Regions from separate parts of the Mus musculus genome. Here region 2 is linked to region 1. The links are chromatin contacts, found by Hi-C or POLR2A ChIA-PET in ENCODE. All regions are on one chromosome and are shown on one strand. Each heading gives the region's core, a stretch centred on a gene start or an enhancer-like site at or near the end of the contact. The rest is flanking DNA. Distances are from core to core; before and after follow the strand shown.

Region 1 (3,791 bases), core at 498-2,997:
CATTTAGCAAGAGTCAAATAACCTTTCGATAAACTTTAATTAACTGCAGCCTTTATTATTTCTTAAGGTCGACATTAGAAGAAAACGAAAACATGCTTGAGGGGTGCAGAGGATCGAGCCAAAGAAACTGAAAACTGTGGGTTTTCACACACCCCCACCCCCACGCACACACTTGAATATCAGTGTCTTTTAAACAAACAAAAAACACCCTTTCCTAGAAACTAGCTATACACCCGCCAGGAGGGAGTGGAGAGGTAAATAAATCGCGGTAGATTCAGCAGACACAGGGTAAGCAGTGCAGTGCGGAACCGGACAACGTCTCCATATGGGATGGCAGGCTGAATGCAGTGTGCGAAAACACTGATGTGGAGTAAGTAGATGGTAACTTGATACACTGAGGTTGTAAGAAGGAGCTTTACACAAAGACATTTCCAGAAGGAGATAGACTGTTTCTCTCCGAGGTTCTGGGCTGAGGTAGGGACTAAGAGAAAACTTTGCTTTTTACTTTATACATTTCTGTCTTCCCTCCTCTCCCTGGCCTTTACTTTCTTTTTTTTAAAACCTTGAACAGGTATTATTTCTGTGTAAATAAGCTTCAAATGAATTTTCAAAATAGGCACTAGTTTGAAATTGAAGGTCAACACTATTGTGGAGAAACACATCTAGTGCAAGCTTTTAAAAAATAGTTTACAGCTGTTAGTTGGCTGGCGCCTGGAATCCCAGCACTCACTAGGGAGGCTGAGACAGGAGGATGTCAAACTTAAGTTAAAGTTATCCTTGAATACATCGAATGACACTGTCCCAAAAAATAAATTTAAAAATGCTTTTCTTAAAATAGAACTTACCACAAACCCACCCTTTGTAAAGTGTTGGCTAGATTTTTTGTGCTGAGTTAGAAGACTTTGGAAGGAGAAACACAGCAATCGTTTATGTAACTGTTACAAGGACAACTTTAGTGACTAAGAAATGTCTGGGGGCATCAAAATCTAAGCCAACTTTGTGACTGCAATGAAAATAAGTAATACTTGACCTTGCAGAGAGAAAGGTCAGAATTACAAGATCCCACGGAGCTTACCATGGGCGGGAGGGGGGGGTGTAGGGAAAAAAAAAAAAAAGAAGCTAGCCCTGGCAGAGCCAAAGCCTGCCTTCTGCATACAAGGACACGTGGAGAGACAGGCACAGCTCCCCCCGGCTGGACCCCCACCGCAGCTGCCAGCTGTGTCGAATGAGCTTCTAAAAACAAAGCCAAGGGCTTTCCTTCAGTCTTTGAACTTCCTAGTCCTTTCCTTCCCCCTCCCCCATCTACCCGAAGCTGCCCACGGAGGCCAGAGGATTCGGGGCGCAACGGCTCTTTCCCCAGGCGAGGTCGGGGAGCGCTGCACCCGCGTCGCAGGACCCTCGACCCCGGCCCGCAAAGCCCCGCCGGGACGATCGCACGCCGCCAGCCCTCGGTCTCAGCTCCCACCTGTGCCCTGCAGCATGTTCTGGCGGAGCAGGTCCCCGCTGGAGAGGTGCTTCAGCTCGAAGTGTTTGGTGATGCGTGACGACACGGTGCCCTTGCCGGAGCCCGGGGCCCCCATGATCACGGCGCGCAGCAGCCGCCCCGACGCCCCCATGGTGGCTGGCGGTGGTCCGAGCTGCGCAGACGCTGGTCTGTGGCCTGGCCTGCGCGCTCACAGGCTCCGCGGCCCTGGAGGGCTGGCAGCTGCAAGCGGGCGGTGGCCAGGACGCCCGGCTCTCCCGGAAGTGAGCGACGGCCACCGGGGCCGCCCCGCCGGCTGCTGCACCGCCCCTCCGCGCCCCTGCACCCCACTCCCTTGAGCTCCACCCGGCGCCTCTTGGCATCCCCAGACCCTCGTGCCCTGTGCTGCCTGGTCCCAGCCTGCAGGCTGCGCCCGTCTGCATTCTCCCCAGTGGACAACCTCTGAGCACCCCGTTCTACTTCTAGTCTCCCGCTGGCACCTCTGAGTGCCTGGATTTCATTTTTTTCCCCCCTCTGTGTTCACCTTTTTCACCCTTAGTCTTTTCTAAGAGCCAAGTTCTGTCCTGCTCAGACCCAACAGGAAGCAGCATGCCCCCGTGTTGTGTCCCCTCGGCCCCTCTGGTTCACCAGGTGTTCCCCACCTTTTCACACCAATCCTCCCTTGACCTTCTTCCCTCTGCCTTTTCACCCCATTTCCTTCTCCTCCAGGGGTGACCTGGAACCCTCCTCACAGAAGCTTTCATCAAGTGAAGTATGTGTCTCATCTCCCTGAATCCACTTTCAGAACCAAAAGTAGCTGTCACCGTTAACTTCCGCAGAGGTCAAACATACTAGCTCCTTCAGAAATGCATTCATTTCAGGAAGAGCTACCCAGTGCCTACTGTGTGCCACTGTACTTAGAGGCCTCCGAGAATGCTATGCTGAACAAACCCGAGTTTCTACTGCTGTCCGTTTGTTTTCTTGCTTGTTTGTCCAGGGGTGGAAGTAAGGCTTTTTGAAACAGTACTGTGAATAAAAACAATAACAAACCAGCAGGCAGCAGTGATAGACGTCTTTAAACCCCGCACCCAGGTAGAGGCAGGCAGATCTCAGGATTCCTGGCCAGCCTGATCTACAGAGCGAGTTCCAGGACAGCATGGGCTACACAGAGAAACCCTGTCTTGAAAAACCAAACAACAACTAACCAGAAGGTGTGGGAGGGAGCAGTGATGCCCTGGCGTGGGCTCTGAAAACTGAAGTACAGAGAGGGAGAGTGAGGTACGAACGGATGCAGAAGAGAAGCGATTGAGTCTTATTTTATCTGTAAAATGGACGCAGGAGATTGGTGTGGAGTAGAACGGTGTGTGGATTGCCTGTACAAGACCAACTACAAAGTGCTCCGTAAACGTTGCCCACTGTCCGCCTGATACGGTTTCCTTGTGCCGGGCACCGGGAAAACAGAAAAGTGTCTCTAAAGGAAACACCATGTGTGCCCCCTCAAAGGCTGCCAAATGACTGGTTCAGAACTACTTGCTGTTTCCAAGTAATTATTTCGGGGGTGATGGAGAGGGTAGCAAGGTAGGTTTGCTTGCTCAGAGAGAAGACGTGGTCTCCGTGGCAAGGTGAGGCAGACATCCCTGTACTTAAAAAAGCAAATGAGTGGCTCTCCCGTTGTTATTGCTGCACAAGAAGGAGTTAGTAAATAAGTAAATTACACAGTCCGTGCCTGTGTGTGGAATTAGGAGGAGAGCATGAGGGTACCCCGAGGTAAAGGAAGGAAGGGAGGGAGGAAGGCAAGAATGGAAAGGTCTGGGCAAGAGCAGGTTACGCAACACTAGAATCAGAAAACCTGGTGGTGGAGAAAAGCATTTCCAATCTCCGCAGTTGGGAACATTTGTGGTTTCAGCCTTGAAAATTTCGATTATGGGGGTGGGGTGTTCAAACAATTTTGGAGCAGCTAAGAATCCCGCTCCCAACACTACAACAAGCAAACACACAAACCCGAACAGAGAGATCCATTGCTTGTTCTCTTGGAGTTAGCGTTCGTTCTACTGGGGAGAGAAGACAGAAGCAAACATGAGTATGTAAGACTGAGGTGCTTAGAGACTTAGGGTGGGAGGCAGCAGGGTGTGTGGTCACTTTAACAGGCCCACGGGAGCTCAAAGCTGTTGATTGTAGAGGAGTAAGAGGCTGCCAAACTGGGACGTCTCTTGGCAACTGGGCCCAGGGCAGTCATTTCGACACACACAGGTATTTATTTGTGTGAGGTTTTGTTTTCCTGTTTAAGTTACACTATTGATAATAGTGGAACACAAAGTTAATTTGAATT
Region 2 (3,791 bases), core at 392-2,891, 53 kb after region 1:
TATCAGAGAGAAGCTGGGAAGGGATACAGGGAAAGAAGCCAGGAGATGGTGCTTAACCAAGAGGATGCCACAGCCAGAAACTGGAGCTGAAAGGACACCCCAGAGTTACCTCCTGGATGTGCAAAGAGAGCCTGGGTATTTCCATGTCAGCCCAGGACAGTCATTGCCTGAAGACTAGGAGAATTGATACCTCAGTACTATTGGCCTGCAATTCCAGGTGGGTTTGAAAATCTAGAAGCAGAGGTGAGACGCTGATGGAATAAAACTCAGAAGGTCTCCATTGAAAGCAGTGAGCTCTGAACGGATGTGAGCATTCTTTATTGAATAATATCTTTTTTCTAAAGACTATTGAGTAATTAAACGAGATAGCATTAAAAAAGAAAATGAAAAATCCATTCCTGATGTGAAAGTACCCCTGGTGCTTTAGTATTCTTCACAACAACGTTTAGAGGAGAGCCTATGGGTCCTGGAGCTTTTCCAAAGAACGCTGCCTGTCAGATGCCGCTTAGCTGTGTAAAGGCAGTCTTAACAGAATGGCGTTGTGGTAAGTGGGTTAGCTGCCTCAGTGGATTTCAGGGCTGATCCGTAGACTCTTCTCTGATGGCCACTGATGCTCCTCGGGGTTTCCTTGGGACTCTCACTCGCTTAGGATGGCCCCCTTTTTTTTCTTTCTCCAGCTTCTACTCCATCCTTCACTGTGCTTTCTGGGACTTAAGGTCTGGGGTTACAGCCCGTGAATGGCTGGCTGTAAACCTAACACTAAGACCACTGCGTTCCTAAGTTGGTAGTCATTTGATTGTTTTTTTAATGGAGGCGTGAAACAGTACAATATTTAGAAAGGTTTTGTAGTGCAAGCTTGGATGACAGGACAGATGGAAAAGCAAGATCTCCACCCACCCATCCCCCGTGCATGCATGAGCATGTATGTCTTGAAGTTATTGCAACTGTCCATTTTGAGTCATGCGAGGTTACAGATATGTCTTGACACCAAACTCAAAGAATATGAACGAAGGGGCAGCTGAGAAAGGGACAAAGAGAGGCCCCTCATTACAAAATAAGCAGCGGTCTCTTGTCTAAAGGCTCGGGGTCCTAGTTCAGGCAGCCTCTGACAGCTTGGCAATTTCCCGGGAGTGAAAGATTGCAGGCTGCACCTCAGAGGATTTCGGCTCAGACCCAGACAAGGCGCCTACAACAGGGTAAGCGTGTCAATCCTGTTCTCTTCGGTGGCAGGAAAACGCGGGAGAGGCTAGCTAGCATCCTTGCCCGGGGCTGCCGTAGGTACGTTGCTAAGTACCACCAGCTGTGGGCACCCAGGCGGAGCCATTGCCTCCTTTATCGCATAGGCCGTGAAAGTCCGGCACAGACAGACAGACAGACCCCCAAGGCGTCTGGGCGCCGGGGTTTCCCCGCAGCACTAACTGGGTCCCTCCAGCCGCGCGCTGTTGCTGGGGCCCGGGCACCGCCCTCTTTCACTACCGGCCAATGGCAACGCGGCATGAGCACCGCCCAGCTACAGCGCAGACCAATGGCGACGCAGAGAGGGCAACACCCAGATCCCTCGTGGGCCAATGGTAGTGTGCCTCGGAGGCCGGGCCGCCCCAGCCAGGGGAGGAGGCGGGCGGGCGGCCGCTGGCTCCGCCCCGCTCCCCTCTGACCCGGTGTCTAGTCGCTCTGTCTTCCTGTTCTAAACCACGTGGACGCGTCGGGGGCTGCCTTGGTCCTGGTCGCGCTCCCGGGTCCCGGGTCCCGGGCCTCTGCGGACGGCGCGCACATGGCGACCCAGGCGCACTCACTCAGCTACGCGGGGTGTAACTTCTTGCGCCAGCGGCTGGTCCTGTCCACCCTGAGCGGGCGACCGGTCAAGATCCGCAGGATTCGCGCCAGGGACGACAACCCGGGCCTCCGAGGTGACTTGGGAGGGGGCGCGAGGAGGGAGGACCCGGGGTCGTAGCCCGGAGTGGCCACTGGGCGCGTGGGAGGGATGGTGGTCGGGCGACAGATCTGTCCGCGAGCTGCGCCACGCGTGGAAGGATGCCCTGTGGCTCCTGGGCACGGGTAGTAAACAGCTGCACGTTTTCCTGGCTAGCTTGTTGCTACGAATCGTAGGCATCGCCCACTCGCTTCCCTCTCTTGAGTCTCTTGCTTTCGCCATAAACCTCCCTGGAGAAAAACAAACAGTTTATTGGACCAACATCTAGTGATTGAGTGAGACATTAGAGAGAAAAGTACCACAGATTGGTTTCCCAATCTCATCCAAAGCAGGTCTCTGAAACCGCTGCCCCGCTTGGACACCAGTTTTTGTCGCCATTATTTATCTCCTCCCCCCCCCACCACACCCCCGCCCTATCTCTTCGGAAGTGTATTATAAAATTTTATTTTTAAACGATGCGCTTGTTTCTATTAGTCACCGATGTGCGCAGTAGCGAAGCTTTGTAATAGGGTTTTGTTTTGTTTTTCTTGAACCGGAGTCTCATGTTGCTCAGGTTGCCTTCAAACTATGTATGTAACTGAGGATGCCCTTCAAGTCCTGTTCCTTCTACCTCCCCACCTCCCGAGTGCTGGGATTACAGGTCTGCTCCTGAGCGCTCAACCAAGATAGTTTTTACGTCGTAGACGTAGTTGTCTTGGCTTAAGGAAAAGGAAGGCCAAACATTAAACTGCAGGCTTCAAAGGTCTTATTGATTTATCTGTCTCACAAAGGTAGATAGATAGGTTGAACCCATCATTTGAACCCGCGTCTTGTTAAATGGCTTTGGTTTGCAGCTGTTCCCCTAGAATTTAGGTGCGTGTTCAAAAGTGTCTCCAAGATCCCTTCTGATAAAGACAATTGAACCAATTAAAACCAAAAAGAGAAAAAAAAAAAAAACTATCAGTAGCCTGAAAGGGGGGGGGGGGTTGTAGTTCGTTCAGGAGACCTCCTGGGTCAGGCTGGTATGTTTATTTTTGCGAGGTTTTTTTTTTTTTTTTTCTTTTCTTACTAGAGGGCTAGATTATTTCATCATGTCTGAATTTTTTTTTAATAATTTCATTGCTACCACTGTAAACGTTTTGTGCATGGTGATGGAAATAGGTTAGGAAAGAAAAAAAAAACAGAAGGCTTGTTAAGGGAGTGAGTAAAGTCTGTCTTCCCTGTTGGAGAGAGCACTGGGCTTGGTGACACAGCCTTGTAATCCTAGCACTCTGTAGGCTGAGGCAGGAGGATCCCAAGTTCAAGGCCAGCTTGGGCCACACAGTGTGTCTCTGAGTTAGAGGTCAGCCTGGTCTACACTTGTGAGTTCTTTTTTTTTTTTTTTTGGTTTTGTTTTTTTGTTTTTTGTTTTTTTCTTTTTCGAGACAGGGTTTCTCTGTGTAGCCCTGGCTGTCCTGGAACTCACTTTGTAGACCAGGCTGGCCTCGAACTCAGAAATCCGCCTGCCTCTGCCTCCCGAGTGCTGGGATTAAAGGCGTGCGCCACCACCGGCTGGCTCACTTGTGAGTTCTAACCTAGCCAGAGCTGCATAGTCAGACCTTGTTTTGGGAAAAAAAAAAAACAAGACCGTTTAACAGAAACAAAACCTGAAAGCAAACAGTCAAAAACCTCAGAGTTTGAGGAGAGATGATGACTAAATTGGTTGTACTCCATTCTCTCAAATCTCTTACCCCCACTCCCTCTGCACCCCCAGTTTTAAATCTGGTCCTTGGGAGAGGTTATTGCTTGGGCTGCTGTGTTGTGTTTCCAACCCCAGATTAGCCTAGAGACCTTGCTTCTACTGTGACCACTGGGCACAAGGTTTTACTTTAATTAATTAATT

The links. Hi-C counts contacts between places; a loop is a spot of excess contacts on that map. ChIA-PET counts read pairs that join two places held with the same protein, here RNA polymerase II (POLR2A).
Region 2: a map of left cerebral cortex shows a loop between it and region 1 (8-fold over the local background). The contact joins the promoter of Rcl1 here to the promoter of Ak3 in region 1. A Hi-C loop is called at or near these places in 1 of 37 maps with a recorded cell type or tissue (left cerebral cortex). POLR2A ChIA-PET finds 5 or more read pairs at or near these places in 3 of 5 experiments (Patski and embryonic stem cell).

The regions. Positions count from the first base shown.
Region 1 is chr19:29,046,214-29,050,004 of GRCm38, forward strand. Ak3 (adenylate kinase 3) reads right to left here and starts at 1,748. Exons shown (of 5, transcript NM_021299.2): 1 at 1,466-1,748. The coding sequence starts at 1,616. It overlaps 1700018L02Rik (RIKEN cDNA 1700018L02 gene), which reads left to right and starts at 1,270. Exons shown (of 1, transcript NR_028360.1): 1 at 1,270-2,516.
Region 2 is chr19:29,099,734-29,103,524 of GRCm38, forward strand. Rcl1 (RNA terminal phosphate cyclase-like 1) reads left to right here and starts at 1,642. Exons shown (of 9, transcript NM_021525.2): 1 at 1,642-1,907. The coding sequence starts at 1,772.